Regions from separate parts of the Homo sapiens genome. Here region 1 is linked to region 2. A link is a contact called in ENCODE Hi-C or POLR2A ChIA-PET data. All regions are on one chromosome and are shown on one strand. The core of a region is the stretch at or near the end of the contact, and the rest is flanking DNA. Distances in the headings are between cores, read along the strand shown.

Evidence for each region. A loop is a pair of places that touch in the nucleus more often than their neighbours do. ChIA-PET counts read pairs that join two places held with the same protein, here RNA polymerase II (POLR2A). Pooled maps may share reads with other maps.
Region 1: a loop to region 2 is called in a pooled map, with 6 times the contacts of the local background. The contact joins two enhancer-like sites. A Hi-C loop is called at or near these places in 1 of 37 single-sample maps with no recorded cell type and 4 of 50 pooled maps. POLR2A ChIA-PET finds 5 or more read pairs at or near these places in 2 of 52 experiments (Panc1 and activated B cell).

Annotation. Positions count from the first base shown.
Region 1 is chr7:47,965,939-47,970,437 of GRCh38, reverse strand. HUS1 (HUS1 checkpoint clamp component) reads left to right here. Exons shown (of 8, transcript NM_004507.4): 6 at 1,120-1,219; 7 at 2,513-2,632. Among named protein-coding and RNA genes, the nearest start is that of HUS1, 11 kb to the left of the region's middle. RefSeq lists a silencer at 1,252-1,546. Within about 2 kb of position 1,393, at least 8 of the 41 ENCODE cell types and tissues checked have a DNase peak (open chromatin) inside an H3K27ac peak, as active enhancers do; they include Panc1, where a contact is called at or near this core.
Region 2 is chr7:47,433,065-47,437,610 of GRCh38, reverse strand. TNS3 (tensin 3) reads left to right here. Exons shown (of 31, transcript NM_022748.12): 7 at 298-348; 8 at 2,207-2,329. Among named protein-coding and RNA genes, the nearest start is that of SNORD151, 29 kb to the left of the region's middle. Within about 2 kb of position 1,555, at least 3 of the 41 ENCODE cell types and tissues checked have a DNase peak (open chromatin) inside an H3K27ac peak, as active enhancers do; they include Panc1, where a contact is called at or near this core.

The sequences.
Region 1 (4,499 bases), core at 144-2,643, 530 kb before region 2:
CCTATTTGCTCTAGTCTTCCTTCTAAACTAGTTTCTGTTTCTGAAATTTTTCCTTATGTTTCTAATTACTTCCTGTGCTGTCAGCTGTGTTTTATGTGCGTGCTCTCTGGTCATCTCATGTCTGAGCTTCCCTAATTCTGATTTATGTTGTTGTGTCATAGCGTCTATTATTGTTCATTTCTCTTTTTTTTTTTTTTTTTTTTTTGAGACAGAGTCTCGCTCTTTCACCCAGGCTGGAGTGCAGTGGCGCAATCTCGGCTCACTGCAAGTTCCGCCTCCCGGGTTCATGCCATTCTCCTGCCTCAGCCTCCCGAGTAGCTGGGACTACAGGCGCCCGCCACCACGCCCGGCTAATTTTTTGTATTTTTAGTAGAGACGGGGTTTCACCGTGTTAGCCAGGATGGTCTTGATCTCCTGACCTCGTGATCCGCCCGCCTCGGCCTCCCAAAGTGCTGGGATTACAAGCGAGAGCCACCGCGCCCGGCTGGTTTTTCTGGTTCTTTTAGGAGGAAGTTTCATTGTAGGAGTGAAAGTGGACCAAAATAGTTTTCTAATTTAATGACTCTAGAATTCTCTATTCTTTGTAACCACAAAATATTAAAACATGCATCCTCACCACATCCCCAGGACTTTCTGAGATCTGTCCCTCTTTTTCCTTCATTTAAAGTTTCATTCCCTTTTTTTTGCCCAAGGTGCCCATTCTGCTTAGTTGAGGCTCTTACTTCCCGTGGTTCCTTCTCAGTGCAGGACTCTCTCCTGCTGTGAGGGAGTTCTCATCAGCTCCACCCAGCCCTCCCTAGAGCCCTGCCCTTGTGCTGCTGTAGTCTCCTGGCAAGTCCTCTCGGAGTTCCACCTGTTTTCACATCTTCACTGAGTTCTTCATTCCGGGAGGCAGGCAGGGGGACTTCCCCTTTGAGATTTTTGGGAGATTTCTGAGTTCTTGGCTCTTGGGCCTTATCTTCTCACTTTCCCTGATAGCACGGGGGTCTCAGTGTGCTCTGAGGTGTTTTGAGGTTTTGTAGGGTACTTTGTCATCTGGTTGTGTGAAAGCTGTTGCCCATGGAGTTTTTTTCCTTTTGGCTTCCTTTTCTAAGACTATGTAAAATACTCAATTTGCAGGTTATTGAAGCAAACCTAGATGGAGAATTGAATTTGAAAATAGAAACTGAATTAGTATGTGTTACAACTCATTTTAAAGATCTTGGAAATCCTCCATTAGGTAAGTTTTCTAGTGGGTTATATTTTGCTTTGGATAAGTTAATTGTTTCAGATAACCTACCTGTTGAGGTCTCTTCATGTAAAAAGGTTGAAATTCAGTTGACTTTGTTTCATGCTTGGGTGAAGAACAAAGGAATTGAGACTGGACTATGTATCCCTGTGGTGTAGTGGGGCAGTTAGCCACCAGGGGGAGAAGCTGTGCCACCAAGTAGCTGACAGATCTGTGCAGGGTCTCCATCCTCTGTAGAATTCGGATCAAGTTACATAACCTCCAAGATCCCTTCCAGCTATTCAATTCCTGTCCTACTCCTAAAGATTTCTATTTCTCACCTGGCATGGATTCAGAAAGGTAGATACATTTGTTCTTATATTCTCCTCCTTCAGTTACTTCCATATGTATGAAATTAGTGTAGCAGATGCAAAACTGTTTCACTTGATCACATTTCTTATCTCATACAAGGTAATAAGGGACGATAGAGTCAGTTCAGCAAGTGGGGAGAGAGGGGACGGTTGGACAGTTTGGTGAGTTATAAGCCAAGAGGGGGTTAGAATCATGGCTGGAAAGTGGCAGCTGCACAGTAGCAGGGGCTGCCTGAGCAGGAAAGCAGGTAAAGGACCAGGGGAGAAACACCTGGGGATGATGAGAAAATCATTTTATGATACATAAGTGTGCCAGAACCAATAAAATCGGCCCTAGTCACATTTAAGTTACTACGAGTCTGCTTGAATATAAACACAGATTTTAGCATAGAGTTGGAAGGAATTTTTACTTTCTAGTTAAGAGCATCCTGCTCCAGCAGAGTGAAATCCATACGGTTATGCCTTTGATAATATTGTGTAAAGCGATTCATTCTGATGTCACTCATTTTGTTTCTTTTAATAAACATAAGGTGGGACTTATCTTTGGTACTTTCTCAGAGGTAGAAAGGATGTTTTCTTTTTTTTTTTAATTCCACTCCAGAATGACAGGCCTTGTATTAGTTAATGTATATATTTTCACTCTTAAAATACATAGTAAGTACAAATAAATAAAATTTTCTTTGACCTGAAGAGGGAGATTGAGTTATATTTCAAGTCCCCTGTAAATAAAGATGCCTTGGAAATTATCATAGTATTTTAAATAGTTAGGACCTAATGCTTAATGAATGACAACATTTACAAGTTGCAATATTTCTTCAGGATGCTAAAATCAGTGCTAAAGTGAATCATTTATTTAAGTAAAATGCATTGAGTATCTCCAGGTTTCCTGTTACGTGGGAAGATGTTGTATTTAAATGCATTCCTATCATTTTAGCCTCTGAAAGCACCCATGAGGACAGAAACGTGGAACACATGGCTGAAGTGCACATAGATATTAGGAAGCTCCTACAGTTTCTTGCTGGACAACAAGTAAATCCCACAAAGGCCTTATGCAGTGAGTGTGCTTCTCTGTTTTGTTTTTCATATTCTTTCATATTCTAAATACTGCAGTCAACTCTAGTCTAACAGATTGCATATAGTCTCATAAATCCAAAAAAAAAAAAAAAAGCTCAATTATGTGGACTTTAACTTCCTAGAACAGTGGGGTTTTTTAAATTTTCCTAGATTCAGAAGTACCTAAGGTGGCAGCAGAGAAACAACCCCTGGGCACTCTGTTAGGGCCTGAAACCTGCAGCCACACTGGTTGGTAGGTGGGTTGTGTGCTGCCTCAGTTGGCCAGCACACCTGGAGATGCCATCGGGAGAATGGGTGCAGATCATCCCACCTTCTCCATGGTCATCTAATTTGACCTGCTCAGAGTGCCAGACACGGTTTGGCTTGGATTTAAGTTTTCCCTTGTGATGTCTTGTTTCCTTTCTGTGGCTATGCTGGCCTGCATTCGCTGCCCCATATCTGTCCCTTGGCTGCTGGTTGTTAACAGTTGCCTCTTGATTCTGGCTGGGCCCCATCTTGTGAGGTCACACACCTGCTCCAGCACTCTTCATCTACTGACCACACATGAGAAAGGCATTACCTGCCAAGAGCTTTTCAAGGCATTTTTGTCACCTTACTACTGAAATCACAGCAACCTAAAAGCGACTGCATCCTGGATTTGAAGTTCCACGTTTTGTAGCATAGCTCCCAGGCTGAGCTGAGAGGGAGGTTGAGCCAACACTGCACCTCATCCCCTTCAGATCTGCAGTGTGCTGTAGAGAAGGAACAGAAGATTCTAGGTGGCAATGTCAAGGACCAGCCCTTTTGAATGAGAGACATGAAGAGAATCAGAAGAGACCATGGGAGGGGCAATGGGTGTTTGGGAATTGGGGAAGGTGTCACACAGTTGGAGTGATGGGCACAGAAGGAGATATCGCCAGAGAAGCAGCTCTGAGGGTAGAGATGGAGAAGCTAGACTAGGCCAGATCATGGGGAGTTTTGGGGTGAGGTACCTGTGCTGCATTTTAAGGAACTTTGACATGGACGATGTCATATTTCTAGGGCTGAGCATAGTGGGAGCTGTGTGGCAGTGCAGGGTCCTTAAAGGTGCTTCTGAGAACCTCGATGTGCATGGAGATCGCCTGAAGGTCATGTAAAGGGACTCCTTATTCATAGTTTGGGCTGGGCCTCATGGCTGCACTTCTCCCAAGCTCCTGTACAATGCCCAGACCCTTGGTCCTGACAAGCACAGTGTGAATGGTGAGAGAGTGAAATACCCCTCCTGTCTGCAGAGTGTGGAAACACAGGGTGTGGGGGGCCCCTGCGCTGCACAACATCAGTCTTTGAACTTGGTATTTTGGGGACTTTCTGAATCCAAGGCTGTTGAGGAACATGGAAGAGTTCTTATCAAAGGTGGTTGACTAAGCCAAGTGTCTTCCCAACATTCACTTTGGTGTCTCCACGTGTAGCAGAGAAAGGAAGACCAGCAAATTGTGATGTAGCAAAAATTTTTTTTAAAACACCGTGGGTTGAACTTCTCATACCTTCTTAACTTCCCAAAGCCCCTTTTCTGTCTCTGTTAGTCTCCTTCAGGTGTCGGCTCAATTGTCCCCTCCTCTAGCTAGGTCCTGCCACCCTCAGTCTCTGCCTCTCCTGTGCCCTTGCACCACCTCTCCTAAAGAATGTTTGTCTCCTGCTTGTCCTTTCTGGTCCTTTCCCCAACCTCCCATCTCCTGGGATTGGCCTCTCTGCAGCCTGCTCACACATGGTTTCTTGTCACTCACTCATATCTGCTGGAGAGCTTTCCTCGGCTGCTGTGCTGCAGCTCCCCGAGCTCTCGGTGGTTGTCACACTGTGTGCTCCTGCCCACCCTCATGTGCTCTTTACTT
Region 2 (4,546 bases), core at 306-2,805:
TTATTTATTTTATTTGTTTTTTATTCTGTGACCACACAAGTCTGTATTTTTCAATCTTTTCTGATCCTCGGTACCTGGAAGGGAAACATCATGTAAAAATGCAATGTGTTTTCTGCTTTCATCTCTGATGTCAAGGATTTGTCTAAAAGCTTTTTTTCCCCCTGATTTGTGAGTGTGAAGATTTTAGATATTTTTTTAAAAAATTAGTATTAATTAAAATTAAATAAAAATTAAAGTATTAATTTTTAAAATATTAAAATCTATTTTATGCAAGGCAATTTTTCCTCTCTTTTATAGGTATTAAACCTTTCAGAAAAGAGATATGACCTTACGAAGCTTAACCCAAAGGTACAGAGTTCATCCCTTTATATTCTGCATTTTGTAAAATGTAAACAATGCTTATTTTGTGCAAAAATAATTTGCTACTAGTCTTTGTGGAATGTGACTTGATAAGGAGTATTAGGAATTGTTCATATCAATTATTTTAATTACTTTTTTTTCAGTTTGAAATAGTTAGAGATTCGTAGGAAGTTGTGAAAATAATACAGAGATCTCCTGTACTTCTCACCCAGTCTTTCCAGTGGGAGAATCTTACAACACTAATAGTGAAATATCTAGGTCAGGAAGTTGGCATTGGTATAGTCCACGGACCTCACTCACATTTCCCTGGTTTTGCGTACATGTGTGTTTCTCGGCATCGTGTGTATAGATGATAAATACTAATATATATGTATAGAACAAATCTATACACATGATGCTTCCTCCTCCCGCCTCCTGGGATCTTTCATATATACTGCATATATATATGCATGGAACAAATCTATAACAAATATATGTATAGAATAAATCTAAACTGCATCATGTGTATAGATTTGTTAAGCCACCACAAACAAGAGACAAAACATTTCCATCAGCATGGGGCTCTCTTCTGCTAGTATCTCTTTATGGTCATACTAATCCACTCCTTTCATGATAATTTTCATTTTTTAAAAAATTTTTAAAATTTTTTCAAATTTTACTTTAAGTTCTGGGATACAGGTGCAGAACGTGCAGGTTTGTTACATAGATACACATATGCCATGGTGATTTGCTGCACCTATCAACCTGTCATCTAGGTTTTAGGCCCCTCATGCATTAAGTATTTGTCCTAATGCTCTCATTCCCCTTGCCCCTCACCCTTCATGATCATTTTCAACAGCAAAGTTTGGGATAATTTTAAGACTGAGTCAACATAAGTTGTGGTACATATATGTATGTATATTCTATATGTTGAAATATTTTGCAGCCATTAGAGTAACAAAGCAGAAACATGATAAGTTGCCTATTTTAATACTAGTTAACAATAGTAGAGTATAGAATTTATGTATAATAGTATCTCAATTATGCTAAATGTATACAGAAAAGAGACTAAGGGATTCATGAAAACATTGCAGTGGTTATCTTTGAGTGGTGGCAGGGGTAGTGACTTTTCCTACTTCCTGGCAACTTTCTGAAATTTCCAACAGTCTTACACTATTTCTACGACTTTCATCATAAGATAGAGCTCCTTGTCCTCGTCCTACTGACAAAAGGAAATCAAAGGAAAAGCAACACCCCCGTGTGGCCACTGTGGGCCACTGTGGACTTGTGTGTGCCTCAGGACGCTCAGAGCTGCAGTTCTGCACCGAGTCACTGTGTCTTTAGCACATGGTGGTGATTTTCTTTGTCCAAGCACCAAACTTAATTAGAGTTTTGAAGGTGCTTCCTCCTTAAGTGCTGCCTTTCCAGGAGATTGTCTCTGAGGTGTTGTCCGCACGGTGTGGGAGATGGCTGGCTGCACTCTCCAAACTGGGATTTTAACCCGAGTGGGGAGATTTTGGCAGCAGCTTGGGCCTAGGACTCCTGTTTGTGATCTCACTGGACTGCAGCCCCGTCCACACAACCTGCACCATCAGCAACTCAAAGACCTTTCTAGAATTGTCACCCCAGCTGCAGAAGAGCAGATGAGCCCCTGGAAGAAGAGGCATCACATGGGCAGTATAATGCTTTATTTTTTCTTCCCAGTGAAGGAAGTTGATCCTCATGCTCACTGAGTTTTAGGAAAGGGTCACCCAGCATGTTCTTTACTCCCAAATGAAATGTACTGATGATGAAAGAAGTCATTGTGAGATGGCCTCAGAAGGTTTTAGGAAATGGAAACCGAGGAAGCTCCCCTTTCTTGTTGCAGATCATGGATGTGGGCTGGCCAGAGCTCCACGCACCGCCCCTGGATAAGATGTGTACCATATGCAAGGCGCAGGAGTCCTGGCTGAACAGCAACCTCCAGCATGTGGTCGTCATTCACTGCAGGGTGAGTGCGCCCCCTCTCACATTTGGGGGTCTGGCTGGGCTTCAGCCTTTGGAGTTGAGATGGAGACCAATGCTGCATCTGAGCACATTTCCGCTTTGAGCTGGTGCGATGTGCTCCTTATGGGTTTGTCTTTAGGTTTTCCTACTTGCTCTTAAAGAAGGAAACAGAGTTATCACACCTCCCCAAGTTTGGCTTTAGAATTTATAGGATTGTGGTCCCTGAATGTGTAGCTGGACATTTGAAACTGTTGACCCCAAATTGACCACGATTATGAGAGCAAATCGTTTCATTTTTATTAAATTTTATTTTTCATGGAAAGCCCTCCTTTTCAAAAGAGCTATGTATGCCCTTTTCAGATGGACTGTGTCAGACTTTCCATGCCATCTTGAGTTATGGTAATCAGTTGATGGACTAGATGATGGCATGATGCCATTGCAGTAAACGTGTTGTCCTTTCCACGTGGAGCCATTGCAGTGCAGACATGGCCTGTACATCTTCACAGAGTGGCCGGGACTGTCTGTCTGTCAGCCCCAGCAGGGTTGGTGGATGCCAGCAGCCCAGGTGCATAGCTGGTGGGCACTCCTCCTCCTGGCTGCATCGGGCTCCTTCCATGCTTCCTCCTCCCACCTCCTGGGATCTTTCCTCTTAATTCCCAGTTTTCTCAACTGCTTTGTACTGCTCCTCAAATGTGATTGTTGTTGAAAGGGGTTGGACTGAAAGCAAACTCACTGAGGGGTAAGTGTGTGAAGCTTAACCCTCCTGCCAGAAACTTACTATTAGAGAAAAGCTCTTATTCCAGTCACACCTTGAGTCAGGGAGGAATCCTTTGGGAAAGGATGTAGCCAGTGGGCTGGGGTCACTGTTCATTAATGGGCAGCTCCCTATTTTGTGTGTTTGACAAAGCATTCTTAGGACCATCAAAGTATCTAGGAAGTGTTGACGGTTCAAGATAGAAGTTTTTTTTTTTTTTTTCTTCCGGACTCTTTTACACTAAAAAACTGCACAGAAATCCATTGTATTATGGAATTTAGTTTGAAAGAAGCTTCCCTTTGAGTTATATTAGACTCTCAGTATATCTTTCCTGCAAAGGCACTAGGTAGGCTGGCTTGTGGATGGTGTTTACAGCTGTAAGGCATATGATGACCACTTGATGTGCAGAAAACTTCCATCGGGGCACACAGATGTTATTTGCTTCTCTCTAGTGTTGTCTCTTTCCTCACATCTAACTTGATCATATTTTCCCCCCAAATGGACAGGTACACCCATTAGGACCACCAAATCGTCCGTGATGACCTGATCTTTTCAAGTATTATTTTAGATTATGGATCCTTCACCCAAATTGTGTTTTGGTGCAAACTAAGAGAGAGAGAGAGAGAGAGAGAGAGAGAGAGAGAGAGATAGACAGACGGACTTTTAAATAAATATAATTCTTGTTAATTAAAACAACCTATGCTTTTCAGGCTTGGTGTGGTGATTTTGACACAGTGAGCCTGATATTGATGGATCATCATTGCCCAGGATCACGTAGCAAGCTGTTCTAAGCAGCATTCCTGAGCTGTGAGCCTGGGCCCAGCAGCAGCACCTGTGGAAAGTGCAGGTTCTAGGGCACACCCAGACCTGCTGCCTGCTGCATTGTCAGAAGTCTCTTGGAGTTGCTGGACTTGAAAAGTGCCATCCTTGGCCATTTATTCCATTTTAGTTGTTGTTCACTTCAATTTTTTAAATGAAATTGAAAGAAATGATGAGATTATTTAAAACATATGGGTCCTAGTGGGGACCACCTAGAGCTTTCTAAAATGCATCCTTTTGCTAAGCAACTTTCGGCTTTCTGGACAGCTCTTGTTAGTGGAATTCATGGGAACATGTTGAAACTTCTCAGAAGTGATTTGCTAATGGCTTGCCCTCTTCTGGTGCCATGTAAACCATTTTTGAAACGCTTAGAAATTGTGCCCTGAGAGATAAGCCCTCTTTTAATTTGAAATTGCTGATGTCGATGTTAACAGAAGTTCATCATCATCACTGCGGGGGTGAAATCGCTGACATTTGGCGAAATCCGCCTGCTTTGCAGAATGCGCGTTTCCTTCCACACATGCCAGGAATTTCTAGCGTAGCTGGGCCTGTCTCAGCCTGGGCAGGAACAGAGTGAGGGTCGGTCCTCCTATGCTTCCCGTTCTGCCGTGTGATGCAGAGGCTTGTGTTTGTGTGGGTGTGTGCAGT